2 separate regions of the Homo sapiens genome follow, and region 2 is linked to region 1. Evidence: read pairs that join two places in POLR2A ChIA-PET (ENCODE). Cell type or tissue: IMR-90. All regions are shown on one strand. Links, peaks and the distances in the headings refer to the core of each region. The heading gives the core; the rest is flanking DNA.

Region 1 (11,427 bases), core at 2,402-6,401:
AAAGGTGGCCCTGAAAAATGCCGTGAAAGTTTAAGTAAAGAAGAGAAAGATAATACAACTTAAAATGTTGAAAGAACTCTTCTCTGCATGTCTCCTTACAAATATGATGACGGTTGGGGGACTTCTGGTGCAACTGTTTGATCTGTGCAGCTGGCCTCAAACCTGAAACAGACAGTTCTCCACTAATCTGAATGCTGCCAATGTGTTTCACACAATGCCTAAGAAACTACTCATGGAGCAGCTACTTTATGCCAGGCACTGAGAATGTCCTGAGGATGCAATGATGAACCAAAGAGACAGGGCACCTGCAACCGGGGAGTTTGGAATCTCAAGCGATTTTCCAAGAGTCTCCATTCGTCCCTCATACAGAAGGGCACAGGAAAGCCCCGGCATCACCAACTTCCTCTCACTTTGTGTTCACCAGTGACTTTACCCTAAGATAGTTACGAGAGCATGATTTATAATGTAAAGCTGTGCCAAGCAAATATCTGTCCTCCACTGAGATATAAATGAAATGTCTGCAAAGTGCCAGGCTTGTAAAACCTCCTTTGGTAATAGGAGGCCTGTTGTAAGTAGTTATGTAGAAAGCTTATCATTTTTACCTTCAGTGCTTAGGCTGGGAGTTAATTCAGATTCCTCTCAAACCAAGGAAGCACAAGCTGAGAAGCTCACAGTAAACTCACAGTCACCCCTACTCAGAGGCCTCTGCTACACAAACAGCAGTGCTAAAGCAACAAATGGAAGTTTCAAATTCTGTTGTGGGAAAAGGAACCAAGTCTACTTAGAAAAACTTACAATGTCCATTGATTACTTTTCTTTCCCCACAAAACATGAAGTAAAAGATAGAAGCCAACTGTCAGAATTTTAAAAATCAACGATTTGTATCAGAATGAAATGGTGTTTCCCTTGTCCAGATTTATCTTGTTATACTGTAGATGTACCCATGGGGTACATCTGAGAAAAACAGGGCTCTGTAGAGCTGAGGATGACAATCCAGACAAGGATAGAGCAGTGTAGGTCCTGAGAAGTTTGTGTAAGATATGTGCACCCGAGGAGAAGCCTGCCAAATCTCTTCAGGAAGGCACACACATGGAAGTACATCTCCTTACAAGCACTAGATTTGTGGTTTACAAAATTCAGCATAAATCACAATGGGTCGGAATTATTTCTATTTCAAGTTTAAGACACAGGCTAAAAGACCCATTTGTTTTCATGAGATTTGCAGTTCAAAACACAACAACCCTACTGAAGACCCACAGGCCAACCTGTATTCTGTCACATAAACCATGAGGGCTCCTCAGTGGACATAATGCGGCACCCTCAGGACCATAAGCAAGCCACTACCACAATTCTAGGAAAACAACAGAGCCTCAGCCAATTCCAATGACAACCCCTCTTATTGAAACAAACATCTTGGCATCACCATTTGTATGACAGTCCTGTTGAGCACTGACCTCCTGAAGTCTCAGTAACCACCCAAGAAAACCCAAATGATGGCATGAGACTTTTTCAGAGAAGCCTGGCTCATGTACAAGGAGCTTAAAGTTATGAGCTTGAATCCTTCCATTCTTTGAACACCTGTGGCTTGCTTTCAACTATGATACTTTCTATCAGGCATCTGTATTATTCGGTCTTGGGATCTTTCTGATTCCAGAGTGAGAGCTCCTTAAGGTCAAGCTCAGCAAGTCAACCAGATTCATATTCCACCCAGCTGCATCCTGAGCGATGCCTCATACTCATGGTTGTTCCAGGCTTATTGTGAGACAACTAAGCTGCACTAGATGACTAGACTGGGGTTGATGTGCATGAGGTGCAGCATGGGAAATAAGACTGTATTTGTCGAATGCACAGGGTGATGGCCCCAAAAGGGCTCAAGGCCATTATGTTTACAATTTTATTTACAGGAGGAAGCTCAAATATTGGAATTCGCACCATTTTAAAGTATGAGATTCAGATTTCTTTTCTAATGAGGCTCTCTATAATAGTTGCATGTGCTCAATCAATTCTTGCCTGTGGGGACCTGATAAGGTCCTGGAAGATCCCTGCCAAGTATTACCTAATATCAAAACCAATTTTAATGACTGTACACTATTACTGCAGGAACACGGAGTTTCAGTGCTAACATTTTACCATTTGGAGCAGCCCTGCAAAGCTAATTAGAAAGAATTTGAAATAATTTAAGAATATGAACAGGAAATGAGATGTTCATAAGCAAATATCATGGAAAGAAAAGTTAAATGTGGACTAAGAGTAGCTCCATTTTAGTGTGAAGAATCTCTTTGAATGAGAACACAAAATGTGTTGCATTGTAAGAGATAGTAAGAATGAACCCAAGAGTAGATAAGAACAATATAATACACAAGAATAATCACTTCATTTGGAAAGGTGGTGACACTCTTTTCCCAAATTGCCATTACCTTTTTAAAAAATCACACATACATTAAATAACTAGGTTCATTTATTCACTACCCTACACTCTGCAAGGTGTTGAGAAAACAATAGTGAAAAAAATATTGTCCCTGATTGTAAAATCATAAAATGTCATTTTTTAGTATTAGTAAGCTTTGAAACAAATTAGTTCATCTAATAGTGTAGTGGAAATTTCTTCTCTGAAATTGAACTAAATCCAAGTTTATATAACTTATTTTGAAGAAACATTAAACTTAAAATTGAGTTTTTTAAGATTAGGAGTACTTACTAAGGTAAATAAATTGTGATAAGGAAGGAAGTTGTAACTAAAGTTGAAGAATGATTGTGGGAAAGGAGAATATGGCTACATACATATATCTGAAACCATAACATTATGTATGTATATACAATCAGATAGCTTCCCTCTTTTAGATAGTAAGATCAACATGCTTTCTTCCCTGTAAGAAAAAATAATTTAAAACATGATGTAACATATTTTTTGAATTATTAACAGAGTTCTACTGTGTAAATTTTAACCCAAGAAAGTTGGTACAGGTCTAATTATGCAACTGTGACAGCAAGCTAAAAGAACTGAATGGCCGGGCGTGGTAGCTCATGCCTATAATCCCAGCACTTTGGGAGGCTGAGGCAGGTGGCTCACGAGGTCAGGAGTTCAAGACCAGCCTGACGAATATGGTGAAACCCCGTCTCTACTAAAAATATAAAAGTTAGCTGGGCCTGGTGGCGCACGCCTGTAGTCCCATCTACTCGGGAGGCTGAGGCAGGAGAATCGGTTGAGCTCGTGAGGCGGAGCTTGCAGTGAACTGAGATTCAGCCTGGGTGACAGAGTGAGACTCTGTCTCAAAAAAAAACAAAAAAACAAAACAAAAAAAAACCGAATGACTGTGCACCCCCATGCCTGGTACTCAAGCCCTTTCAGGAATGATGACTACTCACTTTCCAGATCTGTCCCTTGCCGCATCCCTGTACACATCCTGTAGCCCACAAGTGACTGTGCTTCCAGTGTTAGGTGTGAATCCCATGTCCTTGGGTTCACAGCCTGCACACAGAGACTTTCAGGGAAGCTCCTCCTCTTAACTTGGCCGAGTCCTGCCCACACCTGTTGGTGCCCTTGACCCTCCACACCTGTTGGTGCCCTTGACCCTCACTTCCTCCTCCTCATGTTCCACTCAGTGTTCTCTCATAATTGCTCTGATGGCATTTATTACTTCGTTATTATTTAGCAATTTGAATTATGTTTTTTTCTCCTAAGCCAGAAAGGAGGCTCCTTGAGAAAGTTTACTGTATCCATCTACATGGGTTCCCTTGCACCAATTCTTTACACACAGTATGTAGTCAACATGTTTTCATTGACTAAATACATAGATGAAAGATCTGAAAATTCTGCAAAGTATAGTACCACAGACATGAATCAGTCATTGAAGTCATTGAGAATTTTCTTTTCTTCCACATGCAAAATTATTTCAAATGAACAGTATCATGTGAGATCACACCAAGCATTAGAGAAATTAATGATCAAAGATGATGCATGTAACAGGCAGAGTTTCTTTCTTCCTCTTCAGTTTCAGACGTCAAGGCCTTATTACTGAAAGCTATTAGCAGTTGCAAGAAGATAAGAGAAATAAACCAATTAAATGAGCTTCATAATGAAAACTGCCCAGCAAATGTCAGAGGCTCCTCTAAATGTCTGGATTCCATCTGTCTGCCTCTGCCATTTTGTATCTCTCTCTTTTGAGTTTGAGAGGCTTATTGTTCCAGAGCTTCTGACTTTATGTGCGGAGCCCGAATAATTTTATAAGACAGATTTCACAGTCCTTCTTTCAGTCACTGTCATTTTTCTCACACAATGACATTAGAGGTCCTTCGAGGATTGCTTTCTAATAATCTCAAATAGGGCAATTTCGTGGGATTAGGATAGACTGAAACAGATGTGGAAAACACTTTACATCATGATAGAAGCAAGATGCCAAATAATAGTGTGTGGGATGTTACTTTCTCATGCAGCACGGCTTATAAAATACTGTAGGAATGTGACATGGAATGTGAAGAGTGTTCTTTGCAACTCTTCCTTCCACAGTAGAACCTCACGAGATTCTGCAAGTCAAATAGATCTTGAAAAAAAAATATGCCATGGAGGGAAATGAAGGGACAAGTGTTCAGAAATGACAGTTACTGTGGCACACTATCAGGCCACAGAGAAAACCAGCTATTTATTTACTTATATTGACATATTTTGAAGGCTTCTAAATATAACCTTGTATTCCTCTTTAGAAATATTAACAAACTAACACAAAAACAGAAAACCAAACACTACATGTTCTCACTCATAAGTGAGAGTTGAACAGTGAGAACACATGGACATGGGGAGGGGAACATCACACACTGAGGCCTGTCGGTGGGGGTCTGGGGCTGGGAAGGGATAGCATTAGGAGGAACACCTAATGTAGATGATGGGTTGATGGGTGCAGCAAACCACCATGGCACGTGTATACCTATGTAACAAACCTGCACATTCAGCACATGTACCCCAGAACTTAAAGTATCATAAAAAAATTAAAAATAAAAATATAGTAGCCGCTGTTGTGCCCTTTCTCACATTCACGTAGAAGAGATCTGAACTAGGCTCCAGTTCTTAAAAACTTTTAGGATTACTAAAGGGATAGTGTTTGGGAAGAAAGAAACAATGGAATCTATAAAAAATAGTCAATGTTTTGAAATAATTTTTCACACTCCAACACCTGTTGTTTCTTCTTTAATTACAAGTTGCCTCAAAAATTATTATGTGTGCAAGTTGTTTTAACAACTGAAATGACACATGCTCAGTAATACCATTGGAGGCACTCCGATGAAATAATTTAAAAATGGAAACTGCAAATCTTAAGCAAAACACAAATTAAAACATATTGTTGATATAATTAAGCATTTCTGTCACTTCTACCAAAGGAAGCATGGTTTGCCATGAGGCAAACCAAACGAGTATAATGCAATCAAAACATATTTTGAAAGTCTCTGGCTGCATTTGTATAAACATGTGAACTGTTCCTATAGCATGCCTCATTCTTGTTCATTGAACATTGGTATTAAGATTATATTGCGTATTGCAAATAATGCTACAGTGAACATGGGAAAGCAGGTGCTTTACGAGGTAGTGATTTAATTTCCTTTGGGTATATGCCCAGAAGACGGCTAGTAGGGTCCTATGGTAATTCTATTTTTAATTTTCTAAGGAATCTCCACACTGTTTTCCATACTGGCTGTACCGGCCTACATCTCCACCAACAGAGTACAATCTACATTCTTTACACCCTCACCAGCACTTGTTATCTCCTGTCTTTTTTATAGTACCTGTCCTAACAGGTGTACTCATGTAGCAAATTTCTGAATACAACACACCATCATTAACTATAGTCCTAATGTTATACGTTAGGTCTTTCAAGGTGTTCATTCTACATATTTGCTACTTTGTGTTATTTGACCTATATCTCCTCATTCCCCCTGCACTCTCCTGCCAACCTAACAACCACTGTTTTATTTTCTCTCTCCATATATGAGACCTTTTGTTTTTTATATTTCACATCTAAGTGAGATAATGCACTATTTCTCTTTCTTTGTTTGGTTTATTTTATTTAGCATAATGTGTGCCACATCCATCCATGCTGTGACAAATCACAGGATCTCATTTTTAAGGCTGTATAATATTCCACTGTGTGTGTGTGTGTGTGTGTGTGTGTGTGTGTGTGTGTGTCCCACAGCTTCTTTATCCATTCATCTATTGATGGACACTTAAGCTGTTTCCAAATGAAATGGCAACCTACATGTTGGGAAAAATATTTGCAAAGTATACATCAGATAAGGGATTAATATCCAAGGTATATAAAGAACTCATACAACATGATAAAAAAAATATATATGACCCAATTAAGAAATGTCAAGGGACTTGAAAAGAAATTTCTCCAAAGACATAAAAATAGCCAAAAGGTACATGAAAAGCTGCTCAACATCACTGGTCATCAGGAAAACACAAATCAAAACCACTATGAGATGTCACCTTACGCCTGTTAGGACAGGTACTCTCTATGATGAAAAAACAGTAGACTTTTCATCATAGAGAGGAAAAACGAGTAACTATGAGAGAAGGTGGATATATTAATTTGTTCCACTATAGTAATCATATGACTATATGTACCTTTTACCATCATGCTGTATATCTTAAATATACACGATAAAATTTACTTTAAAAAGAGGGGGGAAAAAGCATACTGTGAACAGTAGCATCAACACACCAAAACAATGTAAATAAAAGACAGGTACCCAGAGCATTTTGATTTAAGCCTCACAAGTAGTAATACTGCCCCAGGTTTAAGTAGAGACCACACTTCCCTTATTTACACTGGTATCCCCAGAGTCCATCACAGGGTAGAAGCTTATTCTTTATTAAATAAATGGTGGAATAAAAATGGGTAAAAAACCAAAATGCTCAGATTCTAGGTACAGAGTGTGAGCTCAGGTAAACCTCTCTTAATACTATGATGTATGCAGGGATTTGAACCTGAACAAACCAAATGAAGACCACGCCATAAGCAGCATAGTCAATTAAGGAGATGACAATATCTTTTGAGCAGATGTATGTCTCTGAAGCTTTTTGTTCAATTCTCTACTTACTTCATTTTAGAAAGGTATTGGAAATGAGTCTGCTGAGAGGCAATATGCTGGCCTCTGCAATATGGAACCTACAATGGGTAATGTCTCAGGTGATCTCCACCTTTTCTGTACATTGAATGAGCAGAGCTAATATCAATTAGACCCACAGGTTTCAGATTGGGATCCTGGGGTGGGGAGAGTGTTACTCTCACTCAGTCATGGCCCAAGTGCCATATGGCATGGAATGTCTCCTGGAACCATGGCCCAGCCTGTACAACAAGGTGATGGACTGAAATAGGACTTTAAAAGGTAGAATGAGCTATACAAAGATGCAAATGAATACAAGAGCCCAGCCTTGATGCTACAAGTTGCACAACACAAAAAGGGAGTACTTGGCTGTTGGTAAGAGGGACAACATCAGTACATCACTTAAGTTGGCTGGATAGCCAAATCTCTTTTTAAAAAATAAGGGCTGAGTGTGGTGGCTCATGGCTATAATCCCAGCACTTTGGGAGGCTGAAACAGGTGGGTCACTTGAGGTCGGGAGTTTAAGACCAGCCTGGCCAACATGGTGAAACCCCGTCTCTACTAAAAACATAAAAATTAGCTGACTGTGGTATCAAGTGCCTGTAATCCAGTTACTCGGGAGGCTGAGGCAGAAGAATCACTTGAACATGGGAGGCAGAGGTTGCAGTGAACTGAGATCATGCCACTGCACTCCAGGCAACAGAGTGAGACTCTGTCTCAATAAATAAATAAATAAATAAATAAATAAATAAATAAATAAAATGAACAAGCAACACTACTCCAGGAGACTACTGTCTTTTAATTTCAGTAGCAAGTGCTCGGTAGAATCAGAAGTAGACAAGGTGAGCTACAGAAATTGACCAAAAACATGTGTCCAATTTGAAGGGAACATTTAATTGACTAAAAAGCCCAGTGAGTGTTCTTTATGGATAATCAATTGATTAGCTCAAATCCGTCAGCAGCACTACAATCAATGACGGAAGATGCATTTGGAAAAGAATATTGTCTGATTGTTTTTAAATAAACTTCTATTAAGACTTTAAATCTAGAGAGTCACTCTTAATTACTCATTTTTAACAGTTAAAAAATCTGACATTTAAAAAACCAGAGACATGGGTTCCATCTGACTGAGCATTTGCTATGCCTTTAACAGAATCTGTTTGTTCTGCATGTACTGCCTACTCGTGTAGGCCTATAAAATATTTTTTAAATTGTGGCCATTTAGTAGAAATTATTACAATTGAAATACTATTATTGTGTCTCCACATATAAGTTCTAGGTATTTTAATATCAAGTATTGAATAATCTTTATCATGGAATTTATTGGAAAGTTATAAAGGAAAAATGTGTGTGTGTGTACAATTTAAGTCACTTTTACAGTAGGAAATCTCTTCATGAAAACTTCTTTCAATTAACTTTGCAATCACTGTATTTGAATTATTGTAGGCATAAAAAATTTTTAAAAACTATAGAAATGTACAACAGAGTCTTCCAACATTATAAATAAAACATTTTTGTGAAATATTCCAGATCTCCATACCAATTGCAATTTCCAGAGATTGTAGATGATTATTTATATGTCCTAGAGGCAGACTCTTGATGGATTAATTCCTATAATCCATCATTTTTCTTTTCTCTCCATCTGTGCCATACATCATTCTTAAGCTTGATTGCGAAACTTTCAGTGCCAAATTTTAGAAAACTTATACTTTTGTGGCCATCTGCTGTACCACTCAATTTTGTGTACTGATATTAACTTTCTCAAAAAGCTTAAGCATCCTTTAACAACATGTGGCATTTTCACTTTGACAATCTTTCATATTTGCAAGCTCTTCACTGAGATATTTTATTAAAAAAAAGAAAACAAACTTTGCATTCCAGTGTTTGTGAAGATATAATATCCAGTTTCAGCAAGGGAGATCAATTATTCCCTTTACGGAAGAATATTGGGAAATATAAGTGAATGGATTTTACAACCACAATGCAATGGAAGAGTTCAGGTTGCAACCTTCTTCATAAAGGTCAAGGTCATGTCTTTAGCTTTCATGGAAATGGGTCACTTGAAAATCCTAGATCATCTCCATCAGATACAGCAATTATTAAGGAGGGACATGTCTTTCCCCATCAGCTACTGAACGGTATTTGAAGGGTAGCTTCCACAAAGGGGAGGGGAAATACAAAGCAGTTAGAATGATTTTGACTCAGACTAGCTGAAGCCACCAGAGCTTTTGATTTCACACATCAGGCTGTGCCCAACAAGGTGGATTTTGGGGAGATGAGCCCCTTGGTGTCCTTAGCTCTGTCTCCCTGCTTTGCTCCTGTCCTCCTCCTCCCTGACCTAGCTACTCTCAAGGCTGCCAGCTAGTGGGCAGCAGCTCCAGCTTCACTCTCGACACTCTGTGTGCAGAGAAAGAAAGGGCCTTCCTGTCCTGTATCTCTCTCTATGGAGAAGAGAGAACCTTTCCAGAAAAATGACTTTTCTTTCATGTGTCCCAGGCAAGAATTGGTCCACACAATGGAGAAGCCGTGTGCTAAATAAATATGCCTGGCAGAAAGTGGAGTGCCATCTGGCCTAATAATGGGTATCCATGGCTATGCGATGACTGGGAAGTTCTCACCAGTCCATGGGACCTGTAAGGCAGGAGGGCTCCAGATTGTGTTTAACCCCAATTATTGGACTGCAGCCTCAGAAATCCTGTTCTTATTGGTCCATTCTACTATGGTCAGGATTTGTTTTCACAAAGCCAGGTGTAGATGTGCTTTTGGGGCCGCACAGCCCCTCAGCCTCCTGTGGTCCCAGCTGCGGGCAAAATGGTGGTCAGTTCTTTGCCAGACACATCCACCTGGGGCACACACTTCCCTTCCTGTGGCTTTCCATGTTGGGAGTCTTCTCTGAAGCCCCAGGAGACTGCTGGGTTAGTGAAAGTGCAGCCTGGGTGCATCCTCAACCAATGGTAGCTGGGAAGGTGACACACTCCCGAGAGGCATTTACAGGCTTCTCAGAAAATCAGTTCTGCTGCCCTTAGCAGTGACCTTGGTGACAAACCCTAATAGGAGCTTTTCCCTCTTTCCTGCCTCACCCTGTCATCCTCTCCACCTGCTGCTGTCGACATATAAAAAACCACCTGCCCTAAACCCCTGTCTTGTCTCAAAATCTACTTTAAACAGGGGCCAAGCTATGATGCCAGAATTTTCACTCTCAGCTCCTATTCCCATGATGAAGAAAATAGTCCAAAATAATGGTTGGGATCCTACATGTCTCGGAGGCTTTGAAGAACACACTGAGTTTTTATGCACTCAGTTCAGGGCTAGGGTGGCAGCCAGGATGTGCTGCCCTTTTTCAGAAGTGCTACTCACATCTCCATAATGTTTAATACTCCCTTTGGAATTCTGCAGTGCACAACCTGCACAACTGTATGCATTGCCTTTGGAGGAGAAAGTGAAAAAAAAGGAGAAAGATGGGCATCACTTCTCAGATGCATCTAGATATCTGGGGCTTTCCCAAGGTTTCTTGCATTCTTCTGGACCCTCAGTTACATGCACAGTCTGAAGCCACCAGGGATTATCTCAATAAGTGCTTAACTGTTTTCGGTTTTTAGTTAGAACCATTCACTTTATCGAATCTCATATAGGTCATATTTAGCTAGATACAACAAACTTCTATAAGCTCATTGGTGTTTAAGTTAATCTTATGAAAACTACAGTCCTTAACCTTTTCAATTACTTATCAAATATTAGATGAGGCCACACAGTGTAGTGGGGGAAACAAGCAGGCCACCATTATAAATGTCTGGCTTTGAGGCTGGCAACCTTCCTACAACCTGGACCATCTCGCTTCTTTGCTCCAATTTCTACATCTATAAGTTGGTTACACTAACAACAATACTACTTCATTGGATTATTGGGAGGAATTCCTCACTCATTCCCTAAGAAGCACTTTAAACAATACCTGGCATGTAGCAATTATAATGACAGATGATGATGATGGTGATGAAGAATATTATTTTTATCTATAAAAATTCTGTATGTTTTCAGTGGAGTTAGAGTCAACTATTTTATGTATTTCTTAAACTTTATTTTAGAAAATTTCCTTTCTAGGATTATAAAATGGTATTTTCATGAGCAATGGATAAACTTAGTTGTATCTAATCCAGGTCCACCGGCTTGTTAAAGTAAGAACAGCTTCCAGACACATCAATAAGTAAGCCATACAAATAGCCTACTATTCATATAGGGTCTGCATTAGTACCCTATTCAATAGTAGCCTATATGAATAGCTTACTATTCATATAGGGTCTGCATCTGTGAGGTTTCAAGGGTATTATTAAG
Region 2 (11,427 bases), core at 2,613-6,612, 1.4 Mb after region 1:
AGACATGGATTACTGCTGGTGGACCTCCTGACAGTAGTGCCACGGATGCAGGATCATTTGCAGAAACTTGAGGATGTCATTGACATCAGCCACGCAATTCTCACTCTGATGAACTTGCTATATGACCCCGACACATTGCATGTTATGTTGTATTTGCACCAGGCTGCATGTGATGTAAGGCTGGTTCTGCTCTGAAGCATGACTTGGAGCTAACGTTGGAATATATTGTCCAGTGTTCTGATCACCTGTAACATTTTTAAACAAGATTAATGAATCCTCCCTTTAAAGACAAGATGCAGAGTAAAAAGGAACAAAGCTCTTGGGTCCTGCGGAAGTTCTCATTTGTTCATTCCCTAAACCATCATTGGGTGCTGACTCTGCACCCTGCACTACCTATGGGGAGGCAGAGAGAGCAGCCCAGGGCTGGTGGGGTGGGCAGAGGTGGTGGTGACAACCGCAGGGTCCGGGGAGCTGTGGTGCTGCAGAGTAAGCCTGGTTAACAGCAAGAAAGGGCCTTCTAGGTGCAAGGGCAGGAAAGGGCCCAGGTCCTCCAGGCTCCAGCCCCAAGGGAGATGGGGTCCCTGAGGTCTTCCCGGCACTTCCCCTTGGGACCACTGCCCCCCAAGTGCTGGTTATGGTTTGTCCCTGAGCCCCACACCTCTCATCTCGAATTGCCCACAGTACAGTTTATTGAGCACCTGCTCTGTGCCAGGCATTGGCGCAGGTGCCGGGGATGTAGTCAGTGAACAGGTCACGCCCTGACCCCTGGAGTTTTGCCCTGTGGAGCAGACAGACATCAGACAAGCAGATTTTAAGACAGTAGGTCATGTTCAGTGCCAAGAGGACAGTAAGCCAGGGATAGGGACCAATGGGGGCTGGTCCCAGGGCCGCCTTCTGGCACAGCACACACCCCTGCTCGCCTCAGCCTCCTGAGAAGCCCCCTGGCCTGTCATCACCACCCAGAGTCTTGTCCCCTCCTCCCACCCTTTCCAACCGGCCATGATGCCACCTAGGATGCAGGCCACAGCACCAGGAGCTGGCGCTCAAGTGATCCGCCAGCCTCCGCCTCCCTTCCTGTGCCAGTGGAGCCTGCGTTCTGTGCCCTGCCCCACCTGTCCCAGCCGTCCTCGTCTCCTTGTCCCTTCCACATCGTTTCCTCTCCTTCCTTCAAACTCACATCCCCTCTGCCCACCATGGGCTGAGCCTCTGGACTCCATGGTCCCTCTTTTTCCTCCTTCCTCTGTCATCCACTGTCACTCCAACCCTCCTGTCCTCGTGGAAGACCGCAGCTCCCAAGCCATCCCTTCTGTCCGCCTTATTCTTGACACCATCCTGGCTGGTGTCTGCAGTCACATGGACGACACAGTACTTTGTCCCCAGCTCTCCTCCTGGTGCCCACAGCCTCTGCTTCTGCACCGCCATCCGGGTCATGCTGGGCCCCTTCTCCTGCCCGATCCGCGCACCTCTTCTCTTCTTTTGTGCTCTCTGATGCGGCTACTCCGCCTGACAGAGCCACCTGGGACATGGGTGGTTCCATCTCATTCCAAATCCATGTCCCAAGCCTCCAAAGAACTGGGACCCTGTGCAGCAGCCACTTCTCCCACCACTTTCCTGAGATCACAAGTCATCAAAAAAGAAAAACCTATGCATATAGCACCCATCTTTTCACCTAGAAATAAAGCTACATTTATTATACGTTTTGGTGCACTTTGCACAAGAAAATAGAATGCTTTATTTTTGGAAGTAAGAATTACTGATGAGCAACCATAAATAGTTTTTAAAAGTAGACCTTTTAAATTATATCGCATTTTATAAAAATGTTACTAAGTATATGATGAGAAATTACCAATAAATATCTTTATCTGTTTCCAATTTAGAGACGCCAGGAAGAACGGCATGATAGGTCTTTCAGATTTCTTCTTTCCAAAGAGGAAACTTTTAGAAAGCATTGAAAACTCTGAAGATGTAGGCCATTAATACAGAGAAGAATACATTTTAATGTCAAAATAGTGCTCTTTAAAATTCTGGCACCAAATACAACTTACCCTGAATCACACACCTCTGTAGTGTGAGTGTTTCTCTAAATGGGAATTTAGTGTGACTGCTTCGTGGGGCCTGATTCATGATTGCTTTTCACTGTGTCTTTTAGGGACCTTAAGTGTAAGAAGTTGATAACAGTAAAATGATCTCTTTTAAGAAAATAATCTATTTGGAGACTGCAGAGTCAGAAGTGGGGCTGGGCAGTTTGAAAAGTGGCTTTTTGGGCCGGGCGCGTTGGCTCACGCCTGTAATCCCAGTGCTTTGAGAGGCCGAGGCGGGTGGATTACGAGGTCGGGAGATCGAGACCATTCTGGCTAACACGGTGAAACCCCGTCTCTACTAAAAATACAAAAAAATTAGCCAGGCGTGGTAGCGGGTGCTGTAGTCCCAGCTACTTGGGAGGCTGAGGCAGGAGAATGGTGTGAACCTGGGAGGCAGAGCTTGCAGTGAGCCGAGATCGCGCCACTGCACTCCAGCCTGGGCGACAGAGCGAGACTCCGTCTCAAAAAAAAACAAAAACAAAAACACAAACGAACAAACAAAAAAAGGGGCTTTTTGGTCAGGCGCAGTGGCTCACACCTGTAATCCCAGCACTTTGGGAGGCTAAGGTGGGAGGATCACTTGAGTCAGTAGTTTGAGAGCAGCCTGGCTAACATGGTGAAACCCCGTCTCTACTAGAAATAATAAAAAAATTAGCCAGGCGTGGCGGTGGGCACCTGTAATCCCAGCTACTCAGGAGGCTGAGGCAGGAGAATCTCTTGAATCTGGGAGGCGGAGGTTGTAGTGAGCCGAGATCGCGCCACTGCACTAGAGCGAGACTCCATCTAAAAATAAAAAAAAACAAAGTGGCTTTTCTTCTTCTTGACTCCAAGCTGGTGGAGGGGCTCGCCCTTTGCTCCCTGCCTACCCCTCCTAAGACTCCCTGGGAAGGGCATTGGCAGCTGAGGCTGCATCTTTTCTATGAAAGGTGGACCCCAGGGACCCTGCTGCCTGGCCTAGCGTCCGTGGCTGGGGGAAATGTACTGGACAGCAGCGTGATCCACTTGAATGGAAATAAGCATCCAAGATCCTTTATTTGCTTTCCTTTTATAAAGTTTTCGAAAAGGCCAATACCAATGAATACATTTCAGGTTAGCTTCCAGGCCAGGGCTCAGGCCCTGGAGAAAACTCGTGCGAATGCCTGTCTGGGGGGCCCAAGGAGCGAGTGTGGGCCCCTCTAAAACTTAGAGGGACAGATTACATGACGACTTTGGGGACAGCTTGCTAAGTGTCCATTTGGCAGCATCTGGGATGAGACGTGCTTTCACTGTGACTATCTTGTTGGGAGGTGATGGGGAGGGGAAATGAAGCCCCTGCCTCCTCTAACCCTGGAGGCTGCCCACGTTTACCAAGAGAATCTCACCCAATGCTGACCAGCTCAGCGTGCAACACAGCATCACTGGGCTCAAGAAAAGACATTTGAAGACGAGTTTTGTAAGCCCGAGCATAGGTGAATATCACCGTAAATAAACTCCAACGTGAAAATCTGAATGTATAAAGCATAAATCAGGAACAGCTTTTCACTCAATCAAAAAGGCATGTGGTGTTTCAGTAATAAAAAGCATGAAGTGTGGAGACGCGCGGCAGCATGGGTGTGATGAGGCCCGTCCCTGCTGGTGAACAAGTCCTGGCCTTTGTCCCTTGAAAAGGCTTTTGTCTCAAAAAGTGGGTTTTCTTGGGAATGACTTGGTCATAGAAGGAGAAATAGCATTCTGTATGAATCGGTGAGGGCTGCCAGAACGAAGCACCGGAGACCCAGTGCTTACGTAGCAGAAACACTTCCTCACTGTTTCGGAAGCAGAAGTCCAAGGTGAAGGTGTTGGCAGGGCTGGTTTCTCCGGAGGCCTCTCTCCGTGGCTTGTGGTTGCTGTCCTCCTCCTGGGTCCTCACATGGTCTTCCCTTGTGCCTCTCCGTGTCCTCGTTTCCTCTTCTTATTAGAACACTGGTAATATTGTTTTAGGGCCCATGCTAATGACCTCATGTTAACCTAATTACCTTTTAAAGATCCTGTCTCCAAATACAATCACAGTCTGAGTTGCTGGGGGTTCCGACTTCACCTTGTCAATTTTGTTGGTGGGGACTCAAGTTCCTCCGCGCCACATTACTTCTCCCAGCCCTCAGAATGGTTTTAGCCTGACTTGGCAAGTGAGGGCTCTGAAGTTCAAACAGATTTTCCCATAGAAACATGCACTGGCTCTACAGGTATAAAAAGAAATGTAAATAGAAAAAAAAAAAAACCAGAAACAAAACAAAACAAAACACAAACTGGCCTTGTCTAGTTGACACAAAACCAAAAAGTATGTGAGACAGATCTCAATCAACTTCGAAGTTTATTTTGCCAAGGTTAAGGACGTGCCTGGAAGAACAAAACCACGGGATCACAGAGGCAGTCTGTGGTCTGTGCCTTTCTCCAAGGGTGATTTCCAGGGCTTCACTGTTGAAAGGGGAGAAGCGGTCTGGAGGCGGGAGGGGAGGATGTGGTCATTACTGAATCCACAGGCTGCAAGGGAAAAGTTGCAGACAGGGAATCGTCAGTTATGTATCTTATGGTCTCGTGCTCAGTAAATCTGCGCTTCACCCAAGATAAGGTGAACCCAGAGCTGCTACCTGAGGAGATTTTAACTTTTTCTCTGTAGCTCTGTGCTGAGGAGCAAAAGGAAAGGCAGCTTCCTGCATGACTCAGCTTGCAGCTTCATTTGTTTTCCTTCTGGCAGAGTGAACTGGGGTCCCAAGTTTCTTTTTTCCTTTCATGACACCGTCTGAACACCTGTGTCGTCTCAGAGTAGTGACCAAAATGCCAAGGCCTCATTCGGAGGATAAGCACTCATCTGCCCAGCCAGACCCAAGGTTTTCAGAACACTCCTTAGCGTGGACTCTGGGTCTGGAGCAGAGTGGAGGTGGGCACCCAGGTCCCGTCCCCTGAGTGCTGGGCCACTGGCCGGCTCAGCATGAGACTCAGACGCACAGCCCTTAGATCACCCACACATCGGAGTCTCCTGCTTAACGCTCTGTCCCTGTCCCTCCCCCAGCACAGTTGGGGGTCTTCGTCTGGTTCCTGGTCACTCTCGGCTCAGCTCCAGCCCCCAGGGGTTGTCCCTGCCTCACGGTTGACTGTCACCATTGGGGCTCCAAGTGCCCAGAGGCCGAGCTCCATCATGGGTGGAAGATGAGCTAATTTTGTAATTAACAAAACATAAAGGGGGATCACTCTCCATGCCATTTAGTGGGGGAGCTTTAAATATCTTGCTCTAACACCTGATTAATGTGCCATGCTTCTGTGAGCAAAAAGTGGATTGTTTGTGCCTCATAAACCGGATTCCTAATCCCAGAATACTCAGGCAGAGGGCTTCCTCTCATCAAGGAAAACACGTTCCCTATTCTGTTGATTTTGACTCTTCTTGTTACAAGGCTGAATCATCTATGTTCCCCTTCATAGCCTGCAGTTATTTCTTGTTAAAATAGCCATAGGTAGTTGGGCTTTCAGTCAGATTGTTGCTTGTCTTTAGGGGGTAACTCAAATGGTTTATTTAATAACTACAAACTTTATTGCAAATATCATTAACTGGTCAAGATGTTGAATAAAATAAACTGTTCAGGTGGCTGGTGTGTTTGAAGAAAGTAGCTCTGGGAGGAGAACAGCAGAAACTCCCTTGCTGCAATGAACATGGGAGGAGGTGCCTGAGGACCCTAACGGGATTGATAGGGGCTCCAGTACAATAATGGGAGATTTGCTATCACGTGGAGAGGAGGCCACATCTGGATTTAGCACCTCAAGAGTCAAAGACAATTTTTCCAATTGAAGTCACTTTAAAAATAAACTTTGGGCTGGGCGCAATGGCTCACGCCTCTAATCCCAGCACTTTGGGAGGCCAAGGTGGGTGGATTACGAGGTCAGGAGATCGAGACCATCCTGGCTAACACGGTGAAACCCCGTCTCTACTAAAAATACAAAAAATTAGCCGGGCGTGGTGGCAGGCGCCTGTAGTCCCAGCTACTTGGGAGGCTGAGGCAGGAGAATGGCGTGAACCTGGGAGGCGGAGCTTGCAATGAGCCGAGATCGTGCCACTGCACTCCAGCCTGGGCGACAGAGCAACTTTCTTTAAAAAAATAAAAATTAAATAAACTCTGAAGATGATGGAGCGTTTGCTGGCACTGTGGCTCATGCCTTAATCCTAGCACTTCTGGAGGCCAAGGTGGGAGGATTGTTTGAGCCCAGGAGTTTGAGACCAGCCCTAGCAATGGAGTGAGACCTTTTCTCTACAAAAAAATTAAAAAAAAAAAAAAAAATCAGCTGGAAGTGGTGGCATACGCCTGTGGTCCCAGCTACCTGGGAGGCCAAGGTGGGAGGATAGCTTGAGCCCAGGAAGTTGAGGCCACAGTGAGCTATGATTGCATCACTGCACTCCAGCCTGGGCGATAGAGTGAGATCCCGTCTCAAAAAAAGAAAAAAAAGTTCCTGGCATTCATACGGTGTGACTTTGAAAAACACCTGCTTTTCCTTAATTGCAGTGTGGGGAGGGGGGTGGTGGGAAGCAGAATTGAAAAAGCTACAAGATGCAGATGAGTGGACAGTGGTTTTATCTTATGACTTAAAGAATGCTCTGTCCCATTGAAATATGTGTCTTAAGTCTTTGTCCAGGCAGCAACGAGTGGCTTATTTGGTTTCAAGCTAACTTTATTTGTTGGCTTCTGTATTTTTCATCTCTAAAGAAAGTGGAGTATATTTCTTCTGTTGGTTTATGAGGTATAGGAAAAGAATGAAAGCAGGGATGACTCCAGAAATACGTGCTTACCCAGCATGGTGGAGTTCTGAGGTGGCTGGGCAGGGCCAATGATTTGCTTTTGAAATGATTGTGCTAAGAGTCACACATTGAATTTACGATTAGTTGTTATTTCTTGGCAATCACTAACATACTTGTGAATTCTCATTGTGTGAGAGAATCTAACTTACAAATCGTTTTCAAATGTAGTGAGATTTTTATGTATACTAAATTTAGCAATTAATGAGGAATGAACACAGAAATTAATCATTTATTGAGTCTGATTTTGCTATTTCCGTAATTTGCAGCCAATAATTTTTTTCAAGTCTTAAACATTCTCAGAGGTCGATGAAACCCTTGTCAGCCTGCGGCTTTGTGCCTTAGCATCTCAAGAATGAAATGTGTTCAGGTCCCCCGTCCTCCAAGGAAAATCCCAACTCTATTATGTTGCTTTGTACAATTTGTACAATTGTACAATCCCCTGGTTATTGAAGGGGATCCCCACCAGGACCCCATGAAGTGGACAGAAGTAGGATTAACCCCCTTTAGAGGGGACTGGCCTAGAACTAAGATGCCAGGGGCAGCCAGGTCCTCCTTCTGCCCAGGGTCCAGGCCCACCCACCTGGCCTCACACTCCTGTCCCTCTCAACTCTTCCATCCAACAGCATTCCCCGTATCTGTCCCATTTCCCCGTTCTGGCTTTTGGTAAGGCCAGAAGCCCCCACAGGTGAAAGAAACTGGATAGGTGGGGTTGGGTTGATGTCCACTGTTTCCTGGAACCTTCATGCTTTCCCCGAGGTTGGAGCAGGGATCCCACGCTTTCCTGTGCTGAGTTGGAGCCAGTTGGCCTGGGATATGGAATGGCTTTCTGGGCACATGTCCCACCTCAAACCCCAGTCCCATTCTTGAATCTCACGTAAAGTATTAGCAGGGCGTGATCAGGAGAGCCACACAGCATCCATGAAGTGCCCTGGCCGTGGGGCCTCGGGGCCGGAAGGACATTTGGGTTGGGATAATATTCGGGCTTAGGTGAAAATGCATTTACCCAGCACCTGCTAAGGGCTGGCCCCCCTGCCACGTACGGGTTTTGCAGCTAATTAAGTTCTCATCCCAGTGGCAGGGAAGGCTGCTGTCATTACCCCTGTGTTATGGAGGCACACTTCCTTGTCCAAAGTCCCCCGGGTGGAAAGGCAGGGACTGTTACTGGGTCCTGGCAGTCCGACTCCAGAGCCTTGGAGCCCAACTCCAAAGGAAAGGTGAAGAGTAAAGTGGCTCTTGGGGAGGGGACAGTGATGAGTGGGAGAATTTGTTCCTTGATTCTCTTTTCTTTTCTTTTTTCTTTTTTGAGATGAAGTCTCACTCCATTGCCCAGGCTGGAGTGCAGTAGTGTGATTTTGGTTCACCTCAACCTCTGTCTCCCAGGTTCAAGAGATTCTCCTGCCTCAGCTTCCCGAGTAGCTGGTACCACAGGCACAAGCCACCACTGCTGGCTAATTTTTTGTACTTTTTTTTTTTTTAGTAGACACGGAGTTTCACCATGTTGGCCAGGCTGGTCACAAACTCCTGACCTCAAGTGATCCGCCTGCCTTGGCCTCCCAAAGTGCTGGGATGACAGGCGTGAGCCACCATGTCTGATCCGTCCTTGATTTTCAATTGGGGAAGTGTGTAGGTGGGGCGGCCTGTTAGGAATACTGGAACAGGGTTTTCGAAGAAGGTTTCAAGGAGACTGCTTACTAAGATATGGGGAGGGCTGAGGGGAGCCCACAAGGGAGGGTGCAGGCCCCTGGGCTGGCTGCGGTGGGGTTTTATGTCCCGCAGCCTGAAAGTGCAGGAGAAGCTGTTGCGGGGATCCACAGAGATGGCAGGGCTGAGGAGAGGGCTCTTGGTGAGAGCTGTGGCTTTAGTACAGGGGTAGCCACCCCCCACATCCCCCCAGGGAGGTGACTGGGGGATAAATACCCTCCTTCCATTTGTCTTCCATCCTGGGATCTTCCATCAGGGTCTTGTCCTGGCTGAGCACAACCAGAATCTGGAGAGAAGAAAGCCTCATGATACACAGGTCAGCTATGCTGGGCTCAGAGCATGGAAGAGCCAGGAGAGGCTAAAGGAATGTGCTAGACAAAGAAGTTTGAAATATCCAGCACACGGCCATTCGATGAAGACATGGTGGGGTCCAGCACACGGCCATTCGACCATTTGGGTGAAGATGCGGTGGGGGAGACTCATACCTCCACATATTCATATGCATGCTCACAGTGCATACGTTGTTTCTGGAATGATACACAGAAAAAACTGGTAGAAACCTCCAAGGAGGAGAAGTTGGGAGGAAGGCTGCCTGTGTCTCATTGTATAACTTTTTTCTACCATTTGATTTTCACTTGTGCATTTATTATGTATTAAGTCCACCCATCAACCGTGCATTTATTATGTATTAAGTCCACCCATCAACCATGCATTTATTATGTATTAAGTCCACCCATCAACCAATCATGAAAAAGAATTGGTGTCTGAGTTCTTTGGGCTTGGAGTGTAGCCAACAGGGAATGCTTGTGATCTAGGCTGGGCCCATCACAGTGCTCCCCTCCTGGCCAAAGTGATTTGCCCAAGAGAGTTGGCACATGACCTGCACTTGACGGATGAGAGCCTTCTCTGGGTTTTTCGGCTTGGTGCTGGGAGAGAGAGGCCCTTTTCTTCTTCCTTTGATTAAAAAGCTTATTAGGATATGGGTCTAGAGTTGTAGGTGCTAGTAGTCACTAACATACGTGACACTGTTATGTTGAAACATGTTAGCTACTGATAATCTCAAATTTTCATCCCCCAAACAGCAATTTCATCTAGCTCAACCCCATACGTGCCAGGCCTCAAGGAGAGTGGATTATACAGGGCGTGTTCACCAGGAGGGTGGGGATTTGGGGGCCATCTTAGAATTCAGCCTGTTTTCCACACGCTAACTCATTTACTCTTCATAACCATGTTATCAAGTGGAAATTATTGTTATTAACCTCATAGCCATTATAGATAGGTGAAGAGAAAGAGAGATTAATTAAGTTCCTAGTCCAACACCACACAGTGGTCCTGCTTGCCCTGCTCTCCCAGTCTGCTGTGAGCCCAGCATGGAGCCTGTCTACACTAACGGGGTGAGGAGGAGAGGAAGGCAGAGTGCCAGGGTTCCCAGGGGCTAGGATCATGGTTCTTCTCCTCTCTAAGGCCAGCACCACCTCAGCTCAGCTCTCAATTTAGTTAGACCCAGCAGGCAAGTCCCCCTCCAGGCTTACACAATATCAGGGTGAATACCTGGCCTTTGCAATTGATTTGACCTGACTTTGAAATCAGCCTTTTCCCTGGTTGTAGTCAGTTGAATAGTGAGTGACTCCCAGAAAGATATGTCCATGTCTCAACTCTGGAACTTACAAATGTGGCCTTGTTTGGAAAAAGGGTCTTTGTAGATGTCGTTAATTTAAGGATCACAAGATGTGAGCATCCTGGATTTAGGGTGGACCCTAAATCCAATAACTGGTGCCCTTAAAAGAGAAAGGCAGAGGGGAGTTTGAGACACCAATGCAGGGGAGAACACCATGTGAAGACAGAGACAGAGATTGGAGGAATGCTGCCATCACTAAGGAGTGCTTGGAGCCACCAGAAGTTGGAGGAAGCAAGGAAGGATTCCCTCCTAAAAGCTTCAGAGGGAGCAGGGTCCTGCCGATACCTTGATTTTGGACTTACGGTCCCCAGAACTGTGAGACAAGAAATTGTTGCTGTTTGAAGCCACCAAGTTTGTGGTAATGTGTTTCAACAACCCTAGGAAATGAGCACACTTATTACCTCTTTTCTTGCAAACCAAGTCCAAAGGGGACACCAGAAATGGGACAGAGCCCTGAAGCAAGACCTGGGTTTGGTTTTCTTTTGATTCCGAAAATAACAGCCCTTTAAGGAATCAAGAGGTTGGGGAGAGGTTGAGGCTGAAGAAAGTTGAAGAACTGAAAGAATCTTGGCTCATTTGGAGGATAAGAGAGAGTTCTAGAATGGAGAGAAGATAGACCTGCTCTAGAAAAATTTTCTGGCTGGGCGCAATGGTTCATGCCTGTAATCCCAACACTTTAGGAGGCTGAGGCAGGTGGATCTCCTGAGTGCAGGAGTTCGAGACCACCCTGGGTTACATGGCAAATCCCCGTCTCTACTAAAATACAAAAAATTAGCTGGGCGTGGTGGCGCACACCTGTGGTCCCAGCTACTCAGGAGGCTGAGGCACAAAAATCGCTTGAGCCCCGGAGGTGGAGGTTGCAATGAGCTGAGATTGCACCACTGCACTCCAGCTTGGGCTACAGAGTGAGACTGTGTCTCAAAAAAAGGAAAAAAAAAAAAAAAAGGAAAATTTTCTAATTTCCACAGGTTTTCAATGAGTTTCTGCTGCAGACAGAATCCTAAGGTGGCTTTCAAGATTCCGTCCACTGGCAGACACGCCCCATTGAATCTCCTTCCTTGAGTGTAGGTAGGTCTGTGTATAGTCAGGTACACAGCGGGACAGTACATGGTGGGACAATTACCCCCTCGATTGTGGTCTGTGACATGACTCAGCAGTAGCAGACT

Evidence for each region. Peaks named below come from ENCODE experiments on the same cell type or tissue, not always from the same donor. Only the 100,000 strongest peaks of a DNase experiment are listed, where the experiment ranks them.
Region 2: POLR2A ChIA-PET joins it to region 1 with 7 read pairs; 1 of 35 experiments calls an interaction of 5 or more read pairs at or near these places.

The regions. Positions count from the first base shown.
Region 1 is chr5:9,090,421-9,101,847 of GRCh38, forward strand. All of the region lies in intron 16 of SEMA5A (semaphorin 5A), which reads right to left. Among named protein-coding and RNA genes, the nearest start is that of MIR4636, 42 kb to the left of the region's middle. In IMR-90, for the core only: no CTCF peak of the experiment used is centred there; a DNase peak (open chromatin) is centred at 4,441.
Region 2 is chr5:10,462,971-10,474,397 of GRCh38, forward strand. It overlaps ROPN1L (rhophilin associated tail protein 1 like), which reads left to right. Exons shown (of 5, transcript NM_031916.5): 5 at 1,878-2,056. The coding sequence ends at 1,977. It overlaps LOC124900940, which reads left to right. Exons shown (of 1, transcript XM_047417967.1): 1 at 1-1,871. The coding sequence starts at 1,000. The coding sequence ends at 1,725. Among named protein-coding and RNA genes, the nearest start is that of MIR6131, 9.4 kb to the right of the region's middle. In IMR-90, for the core only: no CTCF peak of the experiment used is centred there; a DNase peak (open chromatin) is centred at 4,541; H3K27ac peaks cover 244 bases.